Linked DNA regions of Homo sapiens: regions 1, 3 and 4 are each linked to region 2. The links are chromatin contacts, found by Hi-C or POLR2A ChIA-PET in ENCODE. All regions are on one chromosome and are shown on one strand. The core of a region is the stretch at or near the end of the contact, and the rest is flanking DNA. Distances in the headings are between cores, read along the strand shown. Region 1 overlaps BCAT2 (branched chain amino acid transaminase 2). Region 2 holds the start of GRWD1 (glutamate rich WD repeat containing 1). Region 3 holds the start of NUCB1 (nucleobindin 1). Region 4 holds the start of PLA2G4C (phospholipase A2 group IVC).

What was found. A loop is a pair of places that touch in the nucleus more often than their neighbours do. ChIA-PET counts read pairs that join two places held with the same protein, here RNA polymerase II (POLR2A). Pooled maps may share reads with other maps.
Region 1: a loop to region 2 is called in a pooled map, with 5 times the contacts of the local background. The contact joins the enhancer-like site here to the promoter of GRWD1 in region 2. A Hi-C loop is called at or near these places in 5 of 50 pooled maps. POLR2A ChIA-PET finds 5 or more read pairs at or near these places in 2 of 52 experiments (H1 and activated T-cell).
Region 3: a pooled map shows a loop between it and region 2 (7-fold over the local background). The contact joins the promoter of NUCB1 here to the promoter of GRWD1 in region 2. A Hi-C loop is called at or near these places in 5 of 50 pooled maps. POLR2A ChIA-PET finds 5 or more read pairs at or near these places in 2 of 52 experiments (H1 and HEK293T).
Region 4: a loop to region 2 is called in a map of mammary epithelial cell, with 33 times the contacts of the local background. The contact joins the promoter of PLA2G4C here to the promoter of GRWD1 in region 2. A Hi-C loop is called at or near these places in 1 of 168 maps with a recorded cell type or tissue (mammary epithelial cell) and 2 of 50 pooled maps. POLR2A ChIA-PET finds 5 or more read pairs at or near these places in 4 of 52 experiments (Caco-2, activated B cell, activated CD4-positive, alpha-beta T cell and 1 more).

What each region holds. Positions count from the first base shown.
Region 1 is chr19:48,790,854-48,797,574 of GRCh38, reverse strand. BCAT2 (branched chain amino acid transaminase 2) reads left to right here. Exons shown (of 11, transcript NM_001190.4): 7 at 242-384; 8 at 553-638; 9 at 857-997; 10 at 1,073-1,147; 11 at 2,111-2,511. The coding sequence ends at 2,149. It also overlaps the pseudogene RNU6-317P. Among named protein-coding and RNA genes, the nearest start is that of BCAT2, 17 kb to the left of the region's middle. RefSeq lists enhancers at 820-1,455, 2,053-2,232, 2,273-2,342, 3,575-4,075. Within about 2 kb of position 2,079, at least 36 of the 41 ENCODE cell types and tissues checked have a DNase peak (open chromatin) inside an H3K27ac peak, as active enhancers do.
Region 2 is chr19:48,441,626-48,448,424 of GRCh38, reverse strand. It overlaps GRWD1 (glutamate rich WD repeat containing 1), which reads right to left and starts at 2,442. Exons shown (of 7, transcript NM_031485.4): 1 at 2,233-2,442; 2 at 1,923-2,040; 3 at 1,582-1,744. The coding sequence starts at 2,419. It overlaps GRIN2D (glutamate ionotropic receptor NMDA type subunit 2D), which reads right to left. Exons shown (of 14, transcript NM_000836.4): 12 at 6,469-6,656; 13 at 6,043-6,275; 14 at 3,494-5,825. The coding sequence ends at 4,488. RefSeq lists enhancers at 2,362-2,451, 2,612-2,691, 3,864-4,555.
Region 3 is chr19:48,898,962-48,901,904 of GRCh38, reverse strand. NUCB1 (nucleobindin 1) reads right to left here and starts at 1,593. Exons shown (of 13, transcript NM_006184.6): 1 at 1,533-1,593; 2 at 974-1,119. The coding sequence starts at 1,108. RefSeq lists a cis regulatory region at 2,417-2,943.
Region 4 is chr19:48,107,248-48,114,081 of GRCh38, reverse strand. PLA2G4C (phospholipase A2 group IVC) reads left to right here and starts at 3,265. Exons shown (of 17, transcript NM_003706.3): 1 at 3,265-3,595. RefSeq lists an enhancer at 3,290-3,449.

The DNA.
Region 1 (6,721 bases), core at 830-3,329, 350 kb before region 2:
CGTCTTAAAAAAAAAAGAAAAGAAAAGAAAGAAAAGTGGGAAGAGACAGGAGAGAGGGGACATAACCATTTAGGGTCCTGATGCCAAATGAAAAGTCAAGGATTCCATCTCAGGGGAACTGGGGAGCCCTGTGAGAGCTGTGAGCAGGGAGACGGGAGAGAGTAGGATGAGCCTCCTCTGGGGCTGGGCTGGGGAAGGATGGGGCTCCCTTGCCCCACCCAACCAGACTGCCCTCCACCAGGAATTATGGGCCCACCGTGTTAGTGCAACAGGAGGCACTCAAGCGGGGCTGTGAACAGGTCCTCTGGCTGTATGGGCCCGACCACCAGCTCACCGAGGTGGGAACCATGAACATCTTTGTCTACTGGACCCACGAAGATGGGGGTAAGCCCACCCATGACCCAGCCCGAACCCTGGTGGAAGTGGGTGGCACCATCATTCCTGGCAGGTTACAGGCCCCAGGGATTCTGGGATGGGGGAAGGGGGTGGCTCTTAAGACGGCGGTGCTAGGGGGTGAGAGGTAACATCTTCCACCCCTTACACCTGCCCTAGTGCTGGAGCTGGTGACGCCCCCGCTGAATGGTGTTATCCTGCCTGGAGTGGTCAGACAGAGTCTACTGGACATGGCTCAGACCTGGGTGAGGACATGGCATCTTCTGGTGATGGGCGCCATGTGCCAGGGGCCAGGGCATCAGAGGGCTGGGACTGGGGCACACTGGCATGTCTCTGCCCCTTCTCCTGGGTCTGTCTCTCCCGTTGGGCCTCTGTCTTTCTCACTATCCTCAGGGAGGGAGAGGTGGAGGTCTGCAGCAGGGCAACCCTCTGGGGACACGTGTCTCTGCCAACTGCCCTGCAGGGTGAGTTCCGGGTGGTGGAGCGCACGATCACCATGAAGCAGTTGCTGCGGGCCCTGGAGGAGGGCCGCGTGCGGGAAGTCTTTGGCTCGGGCACCGCTTGCCAGGTCTGCCCAGTGCACCGAATCCTGTACAAAGACAGGGTGAGGCGGGGCTGCCATTGTGGGTGGGAGGGAAGGAGGGGAGGGGCTTGGTCCTCACCGCACCTTCTGTCCCAGAACCTCCACATTCCCACCATGGAAAATGGGCCTGAGCTGATCCTCCGCTTCCAGAAGGAGCTGAAGGAGATCCAGGTGAGCTGCAGGGAGCTGGGGAATGGGCTGGGAGCTTGTTCCCTGGAGAAGTTGGTGTCCCATGAGCCCCTGGACTAACAGCCAGCCTCCTTCAGTAGTACCAGGAACAGATAATGGCCTTTCTTATTGAGGCCCTGGAGAGTGGGCTTTCTGTGCTGCTCTGTGGCCTGGAAAACCCCTTGGGGCTAAATCACCCTTTCCTGGGAGCTCCCGGAGCCCTGGATATGTCTTCAGCTTTGGAAACCCCTTCCTGTGATCCTCTGCGGCTCCTGGGTGCCCTGGTAGGAGAAACCCCCTCTCCGTGGGCCTCTGAGGCCCCTGGGTGCCCTGGTGGGAGAAACTCCCTCCCTGTGATCCTCTGCTGCCCCGGGTGCCCTGGTGGGAGAAAGGCCCTTTCCATGAATCACTGAGACCTTAGCCAGCCCTCTGGCCATCTCAGAGGTTGGCCTCCCAAGATTCCCTGGAGCCCTGGGCTATCCCTTTGGCCGGAGAAAGCTTCCTCCCATGAGCCTCTGGACCTTGGCCCCTCTCTGGCACCAGACTGTTTAATCCCATAAATCTCTGGGGGTATTCCCATCTTCTGGGCCAAGATCTCTTTCCCAAGAATCTCTGGGCTCCTTTCCCAGACCTAGAGCTACATTTCTGTAAACTTTTGTGCATCAGGACCTAGAACTACACATCCTCTGACTATCTGGGCTTTCTGAGCTGAAAGTGACTTTTTCCAAGAGCCTTAGAGGCCTGGCCATAATTCCTGTCTTCAGAACTACATCTCCCGGAAGCCTCTGCGCCGCCTTAGCCTTGATTCCCCGTTCCCATCATTGTTGGGGCCCTCTGGGAAGTGGACTACATTTCCCGTGAGCCGCTGGGGCACAGCTCCGTAGGCACTCGGCCTGGAACACCCCAGGGCCTACTGGGAGTTGTAGTGCAGCTTCCACCTCACGCACTGCCTCCGTTGTTCCGCAGTACGGAATCAGAGCCCACGAGTGGATGTTCCCGGTGTGAAGCTGCAGGCTGTGCTCCAGATCCACCGACCCGTAGCATCTCGTCACGCCAGCACTCGCCTCCCTACCAATGACTCACCTGAAGTGCAATACGAAATAAAAGGCCAGCGGGCGGCGTCTGGGTCTCTGGCGCCCCCATGTGGTTGCGACACTCCCAAAGCCGTAAGGGCCGACCCAGGCATCTTGGCCCCCAGCCCCTCGTCGCGGGTTCAGGTCCGCCCATTACTCCTTGTCGTGCGGTCAAGGATACACCTTGGCCCCGATTCCGGATCTCTCCGTTCTCAGGCCAGACCCCTGGTGCTGCCGTTGATTTTTTTTTCTCTGTCTTTGCTGCAATTTTGAAATAAAATGCCAAAGAACACACATTGTCGGGCTTCTTCAGTGACGTGACTCTGGGGCTTTAACCCAGGAATCCTGCTTCCTCAGCCCATTTTATTCTGAAGGACTCAGTCATCCGAGCCCCCAGTGTTCTGATGGTTTCTCCAACCTGGGGGAGCATTTCATGTCTCCGGCACTGAACTTACTATCTGCCCCCCACCAACCAGCTCCTCCCCTACTTTCCCGTCTCCCAGTCTCTAGGCCGGACCCCTAGGTGCTGCATCCTTTTCTCTCAAAGCCCACGAGGCCCCGATCCCTGTTCCTCCTGCCCCCGACTCTGCTGTCCGTTCCCCCGCCTCTTTGTCCCCTAGGCCCTGGCCTCAGCTCAGCTGCTGTCTTCTACTGGCACCCTTGTTCCAGCCTGCAGTCTGCTACCTGGCCCAAAGGGTCTTTTCTACACCCAGACGTGGCCCAGTGCCCTCAGCCAGGACTGTAGTCACGGGACCCTAGTGGGTGTGGAGTGAGGCACGATACTCTCACCTGCTGGAGGGATTAAACGTGGAAGAGTTTAGACTGGGTATGGTGACTCCCACCTGCAATTCCAGCACTGTGGGAGGCTGAGGCGGGAGGATTGCTTGAGACCAGGCTGGGCAACACAGTGAGATCCCATCTGTACAGAAAATACAGAAAATTAACCAGGTGAGGTGGCATGTGAGTATAGTCCCAGCTACTCCAGAGGCTGAGGTGGGAGGATTGCCTGAGCCCGGGAGGTTGAGGCTGCAGTGAGCTGTGATTGTGCCACTACACTCCAGCCTGGGTGACAGAGCAAGACTGTCTTGAAAAAAAGGCCAGGCACTGTGGCTCATGCCCGTAATCCCAGCACTTTGGGAGGCCAAGGTGGGCGGATCACCTGAAGTCAGGAGTTCAAGAGCAGCCTGGCCAACATGGTGAAACCCCATCTCTACTAAAAATACAAAAAAACCAGCTGGACGTGGTGGAGGGTGCCTGTAATCCCATCTACTTGAGAGGCTGAGGCAGGAGAATCGCTTGAACCTAGGAGGCAGAGGTTGCAGTGAGCAGAGATCATGCCACTGCACTCCAACACACACACACACACACACACACACACACAGACACACACACACACTTTATTTTATTTTTTTCTTGAGACAGAGTCTCGCTCTGTCGCTCAGGCTGGAGTGCAGTGGCATGATCTCGACTCACTGCAACCTCTGCCTCCTGGGTTCAAGCGATTGTCCTGCCTCAGCCTCCCCAGTAGCTGGGACTACAGGCGTGCACTACCATGCCCAGCTAATTTTTGTATTTTTAGTAAAGATGGGAGTTTTGCCATGTTGGCCAGGCTGGTCTCAAACTGCTGACCTCAGGTGATCCACCTGCCTCGGCCTCTCAACATGCTGGGATGATAGGCATGAGCTACCCAACCTGGCCCACATATACCTTTTCATATTATAATTGTTATGTGGAGGTGTAGAGAAAGCCAGGCATTCGGATGGACGAGGCACATCCTCTTGCAGATTCGAATTCACAGACTGCCTTGGTTATCGGCTGGCTGTGTGACCTCAGGTGTGGTGCTTAATCTCCTTGATCCAATTTGCTGGAGGGACACCCTGTGGGACTATTCTGGCAAACATGATCTGTGGCCTATCCAGCAGCCATCGGCGTTGACACTGAAAGTCCAGTTTTTTACGGCGTCAGCAGACCCATTACCACATCCTCTCATTTCCCATTGTCAATGATCCCTCAAGGAAAGGTTAGAGGCCAAGGGGATCCTAAGGGAAACTTGCCTGGAGGCCTCTGGGAAGCTTTCTTCCCTTGATAAAACAATCCATGTGCTCACTTCGGCAGCACATATACTAAAATTGGAATGATACAGAGAAGACTAGGATGGCCCCTGTGCGAGGATGACACACAAATTCGCAAAGCATTCCATATTTTTTTGTCCTCAGCAAACTAACACAGGAACAGAAAACCAAACACCGGTCTGAGCACAGTGGCTCACGCCTATAATCCCAGCACTTTCGGAGGCCGAGGTGGGCAGATCACTTGAGGTCTGGAGTTCGAGACCAGCCTGGCCAACATGGTGAAACCCCATTTCTACTAAAAATATGAAAATGAGCCAGGCATGGTGGCACACACCTGTACTCTCAGTTACTCGGGAGGCTGAGGCACAAGAATTGCTTGAATCTGGGAAATGGAGGTTGCAGTGAGCCAAGATCACACCACTACACTCCAGCCTGGGTGACAGAGTGAGACCCTCTCTCAAAAAAATAAAGAAGCCGGGCGCGGTGGCTCACACCTGTACTCCCAGCACTTTGGGAGGCTGAGGCAGGTGGATCACGAGGTCAGGAGATCAAGACCATCCTGGCTACCATGGTGAAACCCTGTCTCTACTAAAAATACAAAAAAAAAAATTAACCGGGCATGGTGGTGGGCGCCTGTAGTCCCAGCTACTCGGGAGGCTGAGGCAGGAGAATGGTGTGAACCTGAGAGGTGGAGCTTGCAGTGAGCCGAGATCGTGCCACTGCACTCCAGCCTGGGTGACAGAGCGAGACTCCATCTAAAAAAAAAAAAAAAGAAAAAAAGAAAACCAACCAAACACCGCATGTTCTCATTTATAAGTGGGAGCTGAACAATGAGAACACAAGGACACGGGGAGGGGAACAACATACACTGGGGCCTGTTGCAGGGTGGTGGGGAGGGAAAGCATCAGGATAAATAGCTAATGGATGCGGGGCTTAATACCAGGTGATGGGTTAACAGGTGCAGCAAACCACCATGGCACACGTTTACCCATGTAACAAACCTGCATGTCCTGCACATGTACCCCAGAACTTAAAATAAAATTAAGGCTGGGCTTGGTGGCTCATGCCTGTAATCCTAGCACTTTGGGAGGCCAAGGCAGGCTCGTCACCTGAGGTCAGGGGTTCCAGACCAGCTTGGCCAACATGTGGAAACACTGTCTCTACTAAAAATACAAAAAATAGACTGGGTGAGGTGGCTCACGCCTGTAATCCCAGCACTTTGGGAAGCCGAGATCAGGAGATCGAGACCAGCCTAGCCAACGTGGTGAAACCCCATCTCTACTAAAAATACAAAAATTATCCGGGCGTGGTGGCGCATGCCTGTAATCCCAGCTACTCGGGAGTCTAAGACAGGAGAATTGTTTGAATCCGGGAGGCAGAGGTTGCAGTGAGCCGAGATCACGCCATTGCACTCCAGCCTGGGCAACAAGAGCAAAACTCCATCTCTAAATAAATACATAAATGAAATAAAAATACAGAAAATCGCCAGGCATCATGGCGCATGCCTGTAATCCCAGCTACTTGGAAGGCTGAGGCAGGAGAACCACTTGAACCCAGGAGGCAGAGGTTGTAATGAGATGAGATCGTGCCACTGCACTCCAGCCAGTGTGACAGAGCAAGACTCTATCTCAAAAAGAAAATAAAAATAATAAAATTAAAAAAGAATTCACAAGCGTCACCCCTACATATATATATACACACATGTATATCTATAGGCTGGAGTACAGTGACGCATTCAGTGTACTGCAGTAATCACTGCAGCCTCGACCTCCCAGACTCAAACAATTCTCTCACCTCAGCCTCCCAAGCAGCTGGAATCACAGGCATGTGCCACTATGCCTGCCTAATTTTTTATTTTTATTTTTGTAGAGACAAGGTCTCAATATAATGCCCAGGCTGGTCTCAAACTCCTACGCTCAAGTGATCCGCCCATCTTATCCTCCCAAAGTGCTGGGATTACAGTCATGAGCCACTGCACTGAGCCTAATTTTATTATTTTTTATTTTTTGTAGAGACAAGGTCCCACTAGGCTGATCTCAAACGATCCTTCCACCTTGGTCTCCCAGTGTTGAGGTTACAGGCACGAGCCACCACCCCCAGCCTAAGAGACTATCATCAATGATTTTTTTTTCTTTTTTCTTTTCTAGAGCAGGTACAATGTAATCAATTATTATTATTATTATTAAGACCGAGTCTTGCTCTGTCACCAAGCTGGAGTGCAGAGGCATGATCTTGGCTCACTGCAACCTCTGCCTCCTGGGTTCAAGCAATTGTCCTGTCTCAGCCTCCCGAGTAGCTAGGACTACAGTTGTGTGTCATCACACTCAGCTAATTTTTTTTTTTTTGTTATTTTAGTAGAGAAGGGGTTTTACCATGTTGGCCAGGATGGTCTCTATCGCTTGACCTCACGATCCACCTGCCTCGGCCTCCCA
Region 2 (6,799 bases), core at 1,193-3,692:
AATCCTCTGCATCTAGAACAGTACTGAAACATAGTAAAAATAATTTCATGGAAACAGACAGCCCCAGCTATCAGCCAAGTACTGCTCTAAGTGCTCTTCATATACCGTATCATTGTACTTACAAGTCTACCTGATCAGAAGATGTTTTAGCTTTGAAGCAAAAAACAAATAAACAGGCTGGACACAGTGCCTCATGCCTATAATCCCAGCATTTTGGGGGCGAAGGTGGGCAGATCACTTGAGCTCAGGAGTTCAAGACCAGCCTGGCCAACATAATGAGACTCCATTTCTACTAAAAATACAAAAATTACTGGGCATGGTGGTGTGCACTTGTGATCCCAGCTACTCGGGAGGCTGAGGCAGGAGAATCACTTGAACCTGGGAGGCAGAGGTTGCAGTGAGCCAAGATCACGCCACTGCACTCCAGCCTGGGCAATGGGAGTGAAACCATGACTCAAAAACAAAACAAACAGCCACAACCAAAAACAGTTCCTGAATAGTAACAGAAAATACATACCTCATATTACAACCAGGTGCTATTCTAGGCACTATATGTTATTTCATTTGACCTCATGCCAGCCCCATCAGATAAGTTCTATAACTCACTATGTTACCAAAGAGAAAAGTGAAGAACATAAACCATATCCTCATAATCTAAAACAGTACCTAACATGTAATGACACTGATCATAATAGCTAAATTGTATAAAACTATGTGACAAGTACTTTTCTAAAAACTGAAGGAGGCCGGGTGTGGTGGCTCACGCTTGTAATCCCATGACTTTGGGTGCCCGAGGCGTGCGGATCAATCACTCGAGGTCAGGAGTTTGAGACCAGCCTAGCCAACAAGGCGAAACCTTGTCTCTACTAAAAATACAAAAAATTGGCCAGATGCGGTGGCTCACGCCTGTAATCTCAGCACTTTGGGAAGCCGAGGCAGGCGGATCACGAGGTCAGGAGTTCACCACCAGCCTGATCAACATTGTGAAACCCCGTCCCTACTAAGAATACAAAAATTAGCCGGGCGTGGTGGCGCGCACCTGTAATCTCAGCTACTTGGCTGAGGCAGGAGAATCGCTTGAACCTGGGAGGCAGAGGTTGCAGTGAGCTGAGATCATGCCATTGCCCTCCAGTCTAAGCGACAGAGCAAGACTTCATCTCAAAAAAAAACCAAAAAACAAAAAATTAGAAGGGCCTGGTGGCAGGCGCCTATAGCCCCAGCTACTTGGGAGGCTGAGGCAGGAGAATCCCTTGAACCTGGGAAGGGGAGGTTGCAGTGAGCCAAGATCGCACCACTGCACTCCAGCCTGGACAACAGAGCGAGACTCCATCTCAAAAAAAAAAAAAAAAAAAATGGGCCAGGCACGGTGGCTCACGCTTGTAATCCCAGCACTTTGGGAGGCAGAGGTTGCAGTGAGCCGAGGCTGCGCCACTGCACTCCAGCCTGGGTGACAGAGCGAGACTACGTCTCAAAAAAAAAAAAAAAAAAAAGAACATGAGGAGGTGTTGGGAGTTATGGACACAGGGGATGGGTCAGATGTGTTTCAGAGTATGCAGAGCAGGCTCCTGGGACCATACTTACCCGAACTCGGTTGATGCCACCATAGTGGGGCACCATGGCCAGCTCCAGCTGAGGTTTCCGCTCTTCTTCATCCTCTTCATCTTCCTCCTCTTCTTCTTCATCACTGCCCTCTGAGGGTGGGGGCTTTGTCCCATGCAGATTGTGCATCCGAAGCATCATCAGTCTGGGAGAAATTGTGGGGTGAGTTAGGCACTAGATTCCAGGATTCTTAGGAAGGAGAGAGGCTGGAAACCCAGACTCCTGGATCTGCGAGAGGCAGAAACTGGAAGCCCTAACTCCTGGGTGCTGAGGAAGGGGCTGGAAACTGAGCCTCCTGGTCCTGGAAAAGCCTCGGGTCTTACCTGTTGCTCTGGGCGCTCTCAGCCTGGGTCCCAGCACACAAGTAAAGTGTAAGAGGAAGCTCTGTCCGGTTGTCTCCCAGGTGATCCCGGACTATGTCAAAGCTGAGACAGGGGGCGCCTGGGGATGGAAGGCGGGGTTTACGAGTTAAGACGGGACAGTAAGAGCTCAGTCCCCACCTCCCTCATGGATCAACCGCCTCCGGTATGAAATCACTTCTCTTAGACCCCAGCCTTCTCTTCCCGAGCACCTCTCAGGTTAAAGGCTCGGGATCAGCCACCTCAGGACCCTGGAGTCCGGACTCAGCCCTACCAGTCTGCGCTCGGTGGTAGAGCACATAGGCCTCCTCGTCCATGACCAGCTCCTCCCCTTCGCGTAGCGGCGGCCCCCGGCCGGGCAGGTAGACCTGGGCCGGGCCCTCGGAACTTGTGTCGCCGGACTCGGCTTCCATGGGTTCCCCGGTTTCACACGTGCGCCGCCGACCCTTGCGCGCCGCCATCTTCGAACCCTCTCGCTGCTGACACCCGGTAAGAGCGTCACTTCCGGGTTTCGCTTTCCGCCTAATGAGATCCGCCCTACTGCGCGGTTACCTTGGAAACTCCTGGGACCGCTAATCGGAGAGGGTGCGGAAACGCTGGAGGAGAACTCAGGTAATGGCGCCAGCGAAAGAAGCCTGCGGATACGGAGAAACTGCATCTTCGCGTGACTTTGGGCGCTGTTCCTCGCGGTAGTGGCAAGGCCTTCTGGGAGTTGTAGTTCTACGGGAGGCTTGTTTTCCCCATTGTCCAGTTTGATTCCGAGAGCGTTCTTTCCAGTTAATTAATTATTCATATATGCAAATTTGCTCTTTCACTGGCAAGGAGACTGAGTTTCTACTCCCCGAGGACCCATAAGGCCGGTTTCTTTTCCTCTCTCTGTTGTGATGGCTTTCATTTGTTTCAAAAATGCTTTCTTGTAGACAGGATGGATATTATCTGTAAGTTAGGCGGTTCAATCTACCCTCTAGGGGCAGTCAATTGCCTAACCAGACATTCACATTTCAGCTCTGGTCAGCGAGCACTTAATCAGAAAGTCCACCCTCTGGAGGCAGCTATTACAAGTGCTTCGTCTCTCTTTATCGCCCATCAGCACCAGCGGTTTGGCTAATTGACATAATGAAATGTTAGAAATAGATTCTCATTGGTGAGATTAACAGCATTCAAGATAATGCGGATTGGCTGGGATATGTCAGACACTCTCCTAGCTTGCATGAACAGGATATTGAGAATGTAGCAAGCCTTGGTACCTATAGCCATAGGAAATAAAACCATACCTTTGATCTTAATATGTTTTGTCTCCGGGATCTATCTCACCACTCTCTTGGGGTCTCTTATCTGCCCCAGTACCCTCTCGACTTTCTTTTCAGGGTCTCTTCCCACCTCCTCTTTCTTGGTCTTTGTCTCCCCAGGCACCTCCTTTCAGAGTCTCTGTTCTCTCTCTAATTCTGTCTCCTCTTCCCCTGTGGGACTTTTGTGTTTCTGTTTCCTCCAGAGAATTTGAGGGGGGCTAACAGATACGGAGCTTAGGCTTGGACTGAGGAGGCATAAAAACATGGTTTATTCCAAACACTGCAATGTGGAATAAGAGAGTGGGAAGGGAAGTTGGTGGAGAAGTGTGGACTCCCAGACCCTCCCCTCCGCAACCCAGCCCCAGACCCGGCTGGAGATCTGGGCAGAGGAGGCTTTTTGGAGGTCTGCTGGGTCATCACTGAAGGGTCGCAAATAAGGGTTGGATTTGGAGAGGATGTGCTTGGTGGCAAGTGGGGTGGTCCGGAGGTGCGGCAGGGTGGGAAGTTTTGGCTTCAGGGAGGTTGGGTTCATCGCGGTGCAAGGGAAGGCGGGGCTTCCGTTGGGGACGTGTCCTAGGTCAGAGTAGGGAAAAGCGACCGAGGGTGGAAGAGGAGGAGGGGGTGTCACGGTTTGATGTCAAGGGTCACAGTCTGGTCGGGGCACAGTCTGGGGTTCGGGTCACAGTTTGGGGTCAGGGGTCACAGTCTGGAGTCGGATGACCATTTTAGGAGTCGGATGTCACAGTCTGGGTCAGGGGTTTCTGTGTGGCGGGGCCAAGGTCTGGGGTCACAGTTTGGCGAACGCGTCTCACAGTTTTGAGTCCCAATGGATGAAAGGTTAAAAACGGGCTTCCCCGGAGGCGCGGCTGGGGCCGGGGAGCTGCACAGTGATGTGGGGGCCACGGCCCCGGGCGTGGAGGTGGGACGCGGGAGTGGCGTGAACCCCCCACCTCCCGCCCCATCTGGTGACGTTAAAAAGCCCTTGTCGGGTTTAAAAAAAAGTCCGGTGGGCTCCAAGGCCCCCGCCCCCTCGTTCTCAGGCTGGGTGATAGTTGAGGGACCAAATCCTCTCCGGCTTGCGGTTCCTCCAGAACCAGGGGGCGCAGGACGCTGCTCCAGGCGGGGTCCGGCCAGTTCCACTGCTTTCCTTCCCAACCCACGCGGGTCCTGTCCACTGCGGGCGCCCCCTCGGGCCGTGGCCTGCGCTGACCAAGGGGGCGGTGGGGCCCCCGGGGCCGCGTCATACCTCGGACTCGAGGCTAGAGAAGTGCGCCGAGCCCCTGCGGGTGCCCAGGTCCCCGCCCCGGTGTCTCCGGTGGGAAGCTGTGGGCAGCGGCGGCCCCCAGTGCGCGGCGTGCGGACACCTGCGAGCGTGGCGGGAGGGCCCGGTAAGCCTGCGCGCAGGGGCGGCGCGAGGGCACGAGCTGAGGTCCTCGAGCGAGCGCGAGGTGGGCGCGGGCGGCGGGAGGTCCCAGCCCCCAGCGGCGCGCCGGTGCCTGTGGTGGTGGGGCGCGGCGGCGGCGGGCGTGCGGTGCGAGGCCCGCGGGCGGTGCGGGTGCGACCGCGGGCACCCGCAGCGGGCCCGGCGTCGGGGCAGGGGCCCGGCGGCCCAGGGTGGAGGCGGTGGCGCCCACCAGCCGCCGTCCAGGCCATCGTGCGAGCAGCTGAGATGGCGCGGCGGCGGCAGCAGCTCCAGGCTGGCGCAGTGCCGACAGTGCCAGGCGGCCGGACCGCTGCGCGGGGGCAGGTAGTCCCAGCTCCCGGCGCGCCAGCCCCCGAGCTTGTCGACCGACCAGTAGCGGCCGGGCGGCGGCCCGAGGCGCTCGGCATACGGGTAAGGGAAGTCGGCGAACCACCAGGGCTCCAGGCCGCCCAGCGACGCGCCGCCCAGGCTCTCCGAGTCCTCCGAGTCCGACGGCGACGGCTCGAGATCGAGGTAAGGGCACGGGGGCGGCGCGGCGCGGCACGGGGGCGGAGCGGCCGGGGCTCCTCCGCCTGCGCCCCCCGTGCCCCCCGCGCCGCCCGCGCCTGGCCCCAGCAGGGGTTGGCTCTCGGGGTCCGAGCGCGGCCACCGCGCGGGCGCCGGCGGGCTCTCGTCCTCGAAGGCCAAGCGGCAGAGTGGCGGCCCGACGGCGGTGGCCGCGGCGGCGGGGGGCGCGGGCGGCGACGGGAAGCCGGGGAAGGCGCCGGCGGGGGGCTCGGCTGGCTCCTTGTCGCGTACGATGGCGAAATAGGAGGGCGGCGGCTTCTGCGGGGGCTGAGCGGCCGGCGGGGACAGCGGGCGCCCGGCTGCGCCCCGCGGTGCCGCGCGCGCTTCGCCCAGGCCGAGGCCTAGGCCCTGCGGCTCGATGGGGCCGTAGTAGCGGTGGAAGCCGTCGGCCAGGCCCGCGCCCCCCGGCGGCCCCGCGCCCTTGGTCCGGCGCCAGCGGTCCACTGAGGCGCGCTCGCGGGGCACGAAAGGTGCGGGCCCGGGAGCCGGCCGCGGCGCGGGGTACGCGGGGCTGGGCAGGGGCTGTGGCGGCGGCGGGGGCTTGGCGGGCGGTGGGGCGGCCTCAGCGCTGCAGCAGCTGTACATGCCCTGCGGGTCCGGGGACAGGACGGGGGTCAGCGCGAGATGCCCAGGACGCCTGCCCGCCTCCCCTCAGTCCCTCTCTCCTCTCCATTTACCCGCCTGTGTTTCCCGCTCTCTTCCCCACTATCCACATCTCGACCCACATCTCCTTGTCTCTGCTCGGCTTTACCTTTGTCCCCGCCCCTGCCATCTCCCCCTCTCTGCCTCCCTCTCTGCCCCATACCCTGGAGAAGGCCAGCAGGAAGTCCATGCGGTGGGTGGGCCCCAGGCAGTGCCGCAGGCGCCAGTACACCAGGTGCTCCCAGGCGAAGACCAGCAGGGACAGGCCCATGGCCACCAGGAGCATGTAGAAGACGCCCGCCATGTTGTCGATGTCCAGCTTGCTGCTCATCACCTCGATTTTGTCATTGTGGCAGATCCCAGAGAGCCACAGCCGCTCCAGCATCTCGATCTCATCTAGGGAGGGGCGGTCAAAAGTCACCTGCTATGAGTACCCTCTGAGGACCCTTGTCTGTGATGTGGGAATGTAGGCCCTTAGCCCCTTCCTCCCTCAGACCCTGGTGTCCGGGTCTTTGTCCCTTTCTTCCCCGGAACCCAGGGGCCTCGCCCTCCCCCTCTCCGCTGTGGAAATCCCTGTGTGCAGCCGCACCATCCCCCAGGAACTGCAGCAACGCCAGGTCGATGGGCCGCTTCCAGCGGGAGCCCTTGTGCAGGGCGATGCCATAGCCTGTCGTGGCGAAGACCTTGCCGGAGCCGATGGTGACAAGCTTGCAGCCCTCGTCCTTGCGGGCCATGTAATTGAGCACTGCAGCATCGTAGATGAAGGCGTCCAGCTTCCTGGGGGGAGGGGGAATGGAGGGTAGGGTCAGTCCCACCTAGATGCCCTGGCCGCCAGGCCTGGAACCTCCTCACCTGTAACCTCCAACTGCTCCAAATCCTAACTGGCCCTGAGCTCTTGAGCAAATCATTGCACTTCTCAG
Region 3 (2,943 bases), core at 344-2,843, 450 kb before region 2:
CAACAAAGCCTTCCTGGGTCTGCAAGGATTTCACAGAATAGAGGCCTAACTTGCAGCGTGGGGACCAGGAACATGCAATGATCCGTTCCAGGGGGTAATGACTAGCCCATTCTTTGTTTTTTGAGACAGTCTCAGAAAACAGAGTCTCAGCTCTGTTGCCCAGGCTGGAGTGCAATGGCGTGACCTTGGCTCACTGCAACCTCCACCTCTCTTGGTTCCAGCACGAGAATTCGTGCCTCAGCCTCCCAGAGTAGCTGGGATTATAGGCGTGAGCCACCACGCCCAGCTAATTTCTGCATTTTTGGTAGAGATGGGGTTTTGCCATGTTGGCCAGGCTGGTCTTGAACTCCTGACCTCAAGTGATCCGCCTGTCTCGGCCTCCCAAAGTGCTAGGATTACAGGCATGAGCCACTGCGCCTGGCCTGACCAGCCTATCCTTATGGGGAGCTATAGGAAGATTCGGACCACAAGACACTCACTGACCTTCAGGATCTCCAAAGTTCCAAATCCCTTAAGACCAAAGCTTTTATTGGGTTTGATAAACACATGTAGGAATTAATAAACAAGCAGTTCACCCGCCCTTCTGTAATTTAAACTACAACTCCCAAGAGCACCATGAAGTCAGAATACCCCAGCTAGCCAACATCAACTGCTACTGGGAACTAGCAACATGGTGCTACTGGGAAATGTAGTTTTGTTTGTTTGTTTTCAAATTCCTTCTTGGGTGGAGAGAATCTTAAAAAAACAGACGTTTAGTTGGGGCGTGATGCAGATTTTCCACACCTCAGAGTCAGGGACCTCCAGTTTTTCACCAAGTCAAACCCCTGCTGCTGGGAGGAATGGTGGGCAAAAAACAAGCTACAACTGTAGGGCCAGGAAGTCACTGGAGCATCCGCCCTACGGGCACCGGGGTCTGCAGGAGCTGTAGTACCACTGCAAACACCTGGCTGGATAGCAGGGCAGGGCCACTCACGGGACTCTCAGTCGCAGGGGTCTCCTCCTTGTTGGGCGCCCCTCGCTCCAGGGGGACAGCCAGCACGGCGCGAAGCAGGAGCAGCAGCAGCAGCGGCAACAGAAGGAGGGTTCCTCGGGGCCCAGAGGGAGGCATGGCAGTGTGGTCTGTGGGGGATGGAGGGCTGGATAATGCATAATGTCTGTCCCAAGCCTCTTCCTCCCCTGGAACCAGGAGTTCGGGCCCCCAGCGCCGCCCCCACTTCCAAGAATCAAGACACAAGCATTTTGTTACCCAGGCCCCAGGATTCCAGGCCTCCGGCCTTCCCTTCCTCCGACACAGGAGTCTGGGCCCTCAGACCCAGGGGTCCTGGCTCCCAACACGCTCCTCTCTCACACTCAGGAATCCGGGATCTCGGCCGCCTCCTCCCCCAGACCCAAGAGTCCAGGGTCCCAGCCTCCTCTTTTCCCAGGACCTAAAGTACTGGCACCCAGTGCATCCTCCTCCGGGACCCAGTTTTCCAGCCCTCTGGCCCCCATCCTCCCTAGGACCCAAGAGTATGGGAACCCTGGCCTCTCACCTCTCCTTCACCGCAGAGGGCGTTTTCCAGGGCGGGCAAGGACCTCCGGTGCGTTCTTGGTGACTTCCCCCCTAGACCACGCCCACTTATCCACAGAGGCCCCGCCCCAAAGAGGTCTGATTGGTCCACGCTGGCTCTGTAGCTTTCATCCACGTCCAGCGGCCCCGCCCCTTGCCGAAGCCGCTCGCATTTTCGTGAAAGCCTCGCTTCTTTCTCGGAATCCCAGCCTCTTGACGCCACATTTCCCGCCTATGCCAAAAGAGAGAGAAGGCTTTCAAAGATAACTACAACTCCCTGCCGGCCGGGGGAAAAATAACTTCCGCGGGCATCGTGGCCCCTTCGCCTCATGGGAGCTGTAGTTTTCCCATTTATTTTCGCCCCACGAAGTGCCTGGAAGTTATAGCGCGGTAGCAATTGCATAGCCTTTCTTATGAGTTTCTTTCTTCTTCTTCTTATTATTCGAGACAGGGTTTGCTCTGTCACCCAGGTTGGAGTGCAGTGGCGCAATCACTTCTCACTGCAGCCTCTACCTCCCAGGCCCAAGCAATCCTCCCGCGTCAGCCTCCCAAGTAGATGGGACCACAGGCCACACTACCATGCCTGGCTAATGTATATTTTTTAAATTTTTAATACAAATATTTAAATCTTTAATTCTTTTTTAGCCTTTTTTTTTTTTTAACGTTCTGTCTTTCACACTTCTCACACTTTGTTGTTGTTGTTTTTTAAAGAGACGGATGTCAAGCCGGGCTTGGGGGTTCACTCCTGTAATCCCAGCACTTTGGGAGGCTGAGGCAGGCAGATCACCTGAGGTCAAGGGTTTGAGACCAGCCTGGCCAACATGGAGAAACCTCGCCTCCACTAAAAATACAAATTAGCCAGGCGTGGTTGCGCATGCCTGTAATCCCAGCTACTCAGGAAGCTGAGGCAGGACAATCTCTTAAACCCGGGAGGCGGAGGTTGCAGTGAGCCGAGATCGCGCCACTGCACTCCAGCCTGGGCGACAGAGTGAGACTACGTCTCAAAAAAAAAAAAAAATCTCTGTGTTGCTGGTCTGGATCTGGATCTCCTGGACTCAAGCAATCTTGCCTCCCCGTCTCCGCCTCCCAAAGTGCTGGGATTACAGGCGTGAGCCACTGCGCCCCGCCTCTTTTAAGTTTCTTGTAAGCGAGATGTGTACAGTGAGGCCGCGAGGTCTCTGGTCTCCCGCTCTCTCTCTCTCTTTTTTTTTTTTTTTTTGAGACGGTGTCTACCTCTGTCACACAGGCTGGAGTGCAGTGGCGCGATCTCAGCTCACTGCGAGCTCCGCCTCCCGGGTTCACGCCATTCTCCTGCCTCAGCCTCCCGAGTAGCTGGGACTACAGGCGCCCGCCCGCCACAACGCCCGGCTAATTTTTTTGTGTATATATATATA
Region 4 (6,834 bases), core at 2,016-4,515, 340 kb after region 2:
TTAGCTGGGCATGGTGGCGCGTGCCTGTAATCCCAGCTACTAGTGGGGTGAGGCAGGAGGATCACTTGAATCTGGGAGACAGGTTGCAGTGACCCGAGATCGTGCCACTGCATTCCAGCCTGGGCGACAGAGCGAGACTCCATCTCAAAAAAAAAAAAAAAATAGGTCACATCAAAGGTTTCAGCGATTAAGACCTGGATATCTATGGGGGCTGTTATTATTGCAGCCACCCCACATGGGATGATATGTTAGAGGAAAACCATCGGGAAATGGTCAGACAAGGCAAGCAGGATGCCTGGAACACCCACCCAGCCCTGGGCACCACGGGGCTGGCTTGGGGAAAACGGCTGCACGCGGAGCGGGGCCCAGGCTCGGGTCTTCCAGAGCAGGAGGCCTCTAACCCCGGGGCCCAGCGTGGAACAGGAGCTTCCGGGCATGAGAGTGTCAGGGTGTCCTGATACTCCCGCAGGGGGGACACAGGGCTCCCAGCTGTCCCCTGCCCCTCACACTCTGTTTCTGCCTCTCACATCTGCCCTCCCTCCTTCCCTTCTCTCTCATCAGGTTCCTCTGCCCTTGTCTCCCACCCGCCCTCTCTCCCCTTCCTTCTCTATCTGCGAGGCTTTGCTCTCTGCCGTGCAAGTCTGTGCCAGGCTTACTTTGCTGTCTGTCACTGTGACTCAGCCTCCCTGTCTCTCTTCCTGTGTCTCCATCATGGTCTCTTGTGCACACAATCTCTTGGGCATTCTGTTTCTATTTGTTGTAGCCCAAGAAGACAACATTGCCTTCCGAGTCTCCTTGGGGCTAGCAGTGGCCCTGTAGCCCTGTGTGGGCAGACCCAGGGGACATAAGCACAGGGGCTGCTGGGGACTTCTGGAGAAACATCTTTCCTGACCAAAAAGGACAGCCCTGGTTGTGGCAGCTCCTCCCCTCCTCCTGCCTTGACTAGAGATGATGGCTGGAGCCAAGTCACCACCTTGTAATGATGAGGAAAAAGAGTAACAAACTCTCCTGACGACCCTAAACCGGCGAACCTAGGGCAGCAGCTGCCTAACTGTGGGCTTTTGTTCATGGGAGTAGGGGAAGAATAAGCCCCAGGGCGATTATGCCACTCTAAAACATGGCTTTCAGCCGGGCACAGTGGCTCATGCCTGTCATCCCAGCACTTCGGGAGGCCGAGGCGGGCAGATCACCTGAGGTCGGGAGTTCAAGACCAGCCTGACCAACATGGAGAAACCCCGTCTCCACTAAAAATACAAAATTAGCCGGGCGTAGTGGCACATGCCTGTTACTCCCAGCTACTCAGGAGGTTGAGGCAGGAGAATCGCTTGAACCCGGGAGGAGGAGGTTGCAGTGAGCCGAGATCGAGCCATTGCACTCCAGCCTGGGCAACAAGAGCAAAACTCCGTCTCAAAAAAAAAAAAAAAAAAAAAAAAGACTTGTTTCTCATAGCTAAGAGTTCCTGATACAGCTCTGCCTTAAAGAACTGGCAAATTAGTGTGCATTTGTGTTTCAATTTCAAATAAAATGTTTAAGGCAAAAAAAAAAAGTAAATGTTGTATGTCAGGGGATCCCCACATTACTGGCTTTGTGTGGAGACCATGGTTCCTTTGGGCTTGGCTCTTCCTCCCTGCACCAGTGCAGGGCCCCAGGAACACATCTGCCACACACGGCCGCCATGTCCCTCTGCTGAAGCTAGTCAGGGTCATCCTCACTCCTCAGTGACCCTCATGATGGCTCCACCAGGTAGGTACTTTTATTCTCCCCATTTAACAGGTGAGGACACTGAGGGGCACAGGGATGTAAGTTACCTTCCCTAGGTCCACTATCTAGGAAGTGGTGGGCCAGGGTTTGGTCCATGCTGTCAGCTCCTTGACCCTGCATCTATAACTACTAACTATACTGTGGAGAGCCTCATGAGCTCCTGCGAGGTGTAGAACCTTATCCCGCAGGCGGGGCAGTGGCATGGTCAGGTCTAGGAGTGAAAAGATCCTGCGATGGTTGGAGTTGCGGGCACTGAAGAGGTGAGCCTGGCGTTAGGGGGAGCAGGGGAGACCATCTTCCCCCTGGTGAAATCCTGTTCTAAAATTGGTGATACTCCTGCCTTGGCCTCCCAAAGTGCTAGGATTATGGCCTCATATCTATTTTTAAAAAATAAGAATTCAAGCTGGGTGCGGTGGCTCGCAACTGTAATCCCAGCACTTTGGGAAGCCGAGGCAGGTGGATCACTTGAGTTCAGCAGTTCGAGCCAGCCTGGCCAACATGGTGAAACCCTGTCTCTACTAAAAATACAAAAATAATTAGCCGGGCGTGGTGGCAGATGCCTATGTTCCCAGCTACTCGGGAGGCTGAGGTAGGAGAATCGCTTGAACCCAGGAGACGGAGGTTGCAGTGAGCCGAGATTGCACCACTGCACACCAGCCTGGGCGACAAAGAGTAAGACTCCATCTCAAAAAAAAAAAAAAAAAATTCAAAACCCATCGAGTTGGGATGACGCTTAGTGCTGGGCTTCAGGAAGAGTAGGCAGGAGGGTAGTATGGGAGGTTTCTAGGAGCCACTCTTGGAAGCGGTGCTCCCCACAGATGCCCGATTGCACTGACTGGAACTCGGTCACATGACCACATAACTCGCTCACATGACCACACCTAGCTGCAAAGGTGCTGGGAAATGTGGTACCCTGTTGGGAGGCCACTTCTGGGCTTCAAACCTTCACTGTGAATGGAGCTCACAGGTTTTCTAAAAATGGACATTAAATGAACCAGAGTTGGCCCTAAGGATCTGGCTCACTGCAACCTCCACCTCCCAGGATGAAGCACCTGCCTCAGCCTCCCGAGTAGTAGCTGGGATTACAGGCACACGCCACCATACCGAGCTAATTTTTGTATTTTTAGTAGAGAAGGTGTTTCACCATGTTGGCCAGGCTGGTCTCGAACTCCTGACTTCACATGATCCGCCTGCCTCAGCCTCCCAAAGTGCTAGGATTACAGGCGTAAGCCACCACGCCTGGCCTCAATATTTCTTTTTCTGGGTATTTGAGTATGATATTATATATGATGGTTATTAGACAGCCAGATGCATAGGAGGATTAGCTAATCTGTTTTGAGGAATACTTATCTCCAATATAGTTATATAACGACAACATTCTTTTTTTGAATACTGGTCTCGGGTGCCTAATGACAGAAGGGTGACATCACTAAGGAAGCCTGGAAAGTCCCAGCCCTCCACGTGATCCCACGGATGAAAATAGCTCCGGGTGAGCTCTGGAACAGCTGAAAAAGCTGGAGCAACCAAGCAGGGCCTACAAGCCGAGGAGGGCTGTTTAAAGGCGCAGGGGCCATTTTACCTCCAGGTTGGCCCTGCTCAGGACCAGGAGGAAACACCTCCAGCCCGCGACCTCCTCCCACAGGGGGAAAAGGAAAGCAGGAGGACCACAGAAGCTTTGGCACCGAGGATCCCCGCAGTCTTCACCCGCGGAGATTCCGGCTGAAGGAGCTGTCCAGCGACTACACCGCTAAGCGCAGGGAGCCCAAGCCTCCGCACCGGATTCCGGAGCACAAGCTCCACCGCGCATGCGCACACGCCCCAGACCCAGGCTCAGGCAAGCCGTGGGGGCAGGGAGGGCTGTTTCATCCCGCTGGGGCGGCCATAACCAAGTACCAGGGATTGGGTGCAATTAAATAACAGGATTTCTTTTTCTTTTTTATTTTATTTTATTTTATTTATTTATTTATTTTTTTTTGAGACAGCATCTCGCTCTGTCGCCTAGGCTGGAGTGCAGTGACGCGATCTCGGCTCACGGCAAGCTCCGCCTCCGGGGTTCAAGCGATTCTCCTGCCTCAACCTCCCGAGTAGCTGGGATTACAGGCGCACACCACCACACCCGGCTAATTTTTGTATTTTTAGTAGAGATGGGGTTTCACCATGTTGGCCAGGCTGGTCTCAAACTCCTGAACTCGTGATCCACCCCACTCGGCCTTCCAAAGTGCTGGGATTACAGGCGTGAGCCACCGCGCCCGGCTAGGAATTTATTTTCTAACACTTCTGGAAGCTAGAAGTCCAAGATCAAGGTGTTGGCAGGGTTGGTTTCTCCTGAAGCCTCTTGCAGAGGCCCTAATCTCTCCTTATAAAACCAATCAGGCTGGGCGCGGTGGCTCACGCCTGTAATCCCAGCCCTTTGGGAAGACGAGGCGGGCGGATCCTGAGGTCAGGAGATCGAGATCATCCTGGCTAACACAGTGAAACCCCGTCTCAACTAAAAATACAAAAAATTAGCTGGGCGTGGTGGCGGGCGCCTGTAGTCCCAGCTACTCCGGAGGCTGAGGCAGGAGAATGGCGTGAGCCCGGAAGGCGGAGCTTGCAGTGAGCCGAGACTGCGCCACTGCACTCCAGCCTAGGGCACAAAGCGAGACTCCATCTCAAAAAAAAATAAAATAAAATAAACCAATCAAACCAAATTCCAGGCCACCCTCAGGACCCCACTTTAACTTAGTCACCCCTTTAAGAGCCTATGTCTGGCCGAGTGCGATGACTCATGCCTATAATCCCAGCGTTTTGGGAAGCCAAGGTGGAAAGCTCTCTTGAGCCTAGGAGTTCAAGACCAGCCTGGGTGACATAACAAGACCTGATCTCTACAAAACATAAAAAATTTAGCTGGAGATGGTAGCATGTACCTGCACTTCCAGCTACTCGGGAGGCTGAGGTGAGAGGCTCGCTTGAGCCCAGGAGGCTGAGGCTGCAGTGAGCCACGATCACACCACTGCACTCCAGCCTGGGTGACAAAGCAAGACCCTGTCTCAAAAAGCAAACAACGAAAAAGAATCCTATGTCCAAATACAGTCACATTCTGAGGTTCTGGGGGTTACAAGTCCAACATATGAATTTGGAGGTGGTGGGGGGAAGCTGATTAATTTCATAAGGGGGGTCTTGAAACTGCCTTCGCAGAAATGTAAGTAATGAGAGAAAGCTAACATGACTGACCATCTTGTTTCTAACCTCACAGGCTAGATTTTTTTTTCTTATTCTAGTGCAGAGGCCAAAATTACCATGAGAGGAATTTAATTCATAGTTAAACTTTGAGACAAAGAAAACTGACCCCCAGTCCTTGTTGAGAGATTGAAGCCACATTCATTTACTTTTTATTTATTTATTTAGTTTTGAGACAGAGTTTCACTCTTGTTGCCCAGACTGGAGTGCAATGGCATGATCTCTGCTCACTGGCACCTCCACCTCCTGAGTTCAAGTGATTCTCCTCCCTCAGCCTCCTGAGTAGCTGGGATTACAGGCGCCCGCCATCATGCCCAGGTGACTTTTGTACTTTTAGTAGAGATAAGGTTTCACCATGTTGGCCAGGCTGGTCTCCAACTCCTGACCTCAAGTGATCCTCCCACCTCGGCCTCTTAAGGTGCTGGGATTACAGCCATGAGCCACTGTGCCTGGCCTGAAGTCACATTCATAAGACAAGGTTAGAATCATGAAGGTGCTGGAACTTTGCTAAAGAACAGTCGTGGGTTGAAGAATGACCTGCCATCCCTTAGCTTCCTTTTCTATATGTGCTCCAGAGTCACGTAACCAGGGGTCGCATGATTTATAACTTCCCCAGCTACTTCTATAAATAATATCACTGTCGTGAAACACAGAACTCAGCTTTTTAGTGGGGTGTGGTAGCTAACACCTGTAATCCCCACTTCTTGGGAGGCTGAGGCAGGAGGATTGCATGAGCCCGGGAGAATGAGACCAGCCTGGGCAACATAGTGAGACCTCAATCTCTACAAAAAAATTAAAACTTTGCCAGACGTGGTGGTGCATGCCTGTAGTCCCAGCAACCCAGGAGGCCAAGGCAGGAGGATTGCTTGAGCCCAAGAGTTGGAGGCTGCAGTGAGCTATGATTGCGCCACTGTAGGGACCAGCCCTGCAGGGTCTGTGGGTCTTTCTCCCCATGTGCGGAGACGAGAGATCGTAGAAATAAAAACACAAGACAAAGAGATAGAAGAAAAGACAGCTGGGCCTGGGGGACCACTACCACCAAGACGCAGAGACCGATAGTGGCCCCAAATGCCTGGCTGCGCTGTTATTTATTGGATAATAAGGGGCAGAGTAAGGAGTGTGAGTCATCTCCAATGATTGATAAGGTCATGTGAGTCACGTGTCCACTGGACAGGGAGCCCTTCTATGTTAGGTAGCCAAGGCGTAGAGAGAGAGGATAGCTTATGTCATTATTTCTTTTATGTTCTTTTCAGAAAGATCAAAGACTTTAATATTTTAATACTTTCACTAATTCTGCTACTGCTATCTAGAGGGTGCAGCCAGGTATACAGAGTGGAACAGGAAAGTGAAACAGGAGTGTGACCACTGAAGCACAGCATCACAGGGAGATGGTCAGGCCTCTGGATAACTGCGGGCGGGCCTGACATCACTCAGGCCCTCCACAGGAGGCGGTGGAGCAGAGTCTTCCCTAACTCCCCCGGGGAAAGGGAGACTCCCTTTCCTGGTCTCTAGGCACTGACGCAACCGCTAGACCAAGGTCCGCTAGGCAATGGGCATCTTCCCAGACGCTGGCGTTACCCCAAGACCAAGGGGCCCTCTAGTGGCCCTATTCGGGCATGACAGAGGGCTCACACTTGTCTTCTGGTCACTCTTGACCTCAAGTGATCTGACTGCCTCGGCCTCCCAAAGTGCTGGGATTACAGGCATGAGCCACTGCTCCTGGCAATAATGTTTCGTTTTGTTTTTGTTTTAAAAAAAAGAAATTGTCTTTGAGATAGTTTTCAGAGTGAGCATTTTGGCAGACCAAGAGCTACCACCTGGTCCTGAGACCCGCTCCCAGGAACTGACTCAGCT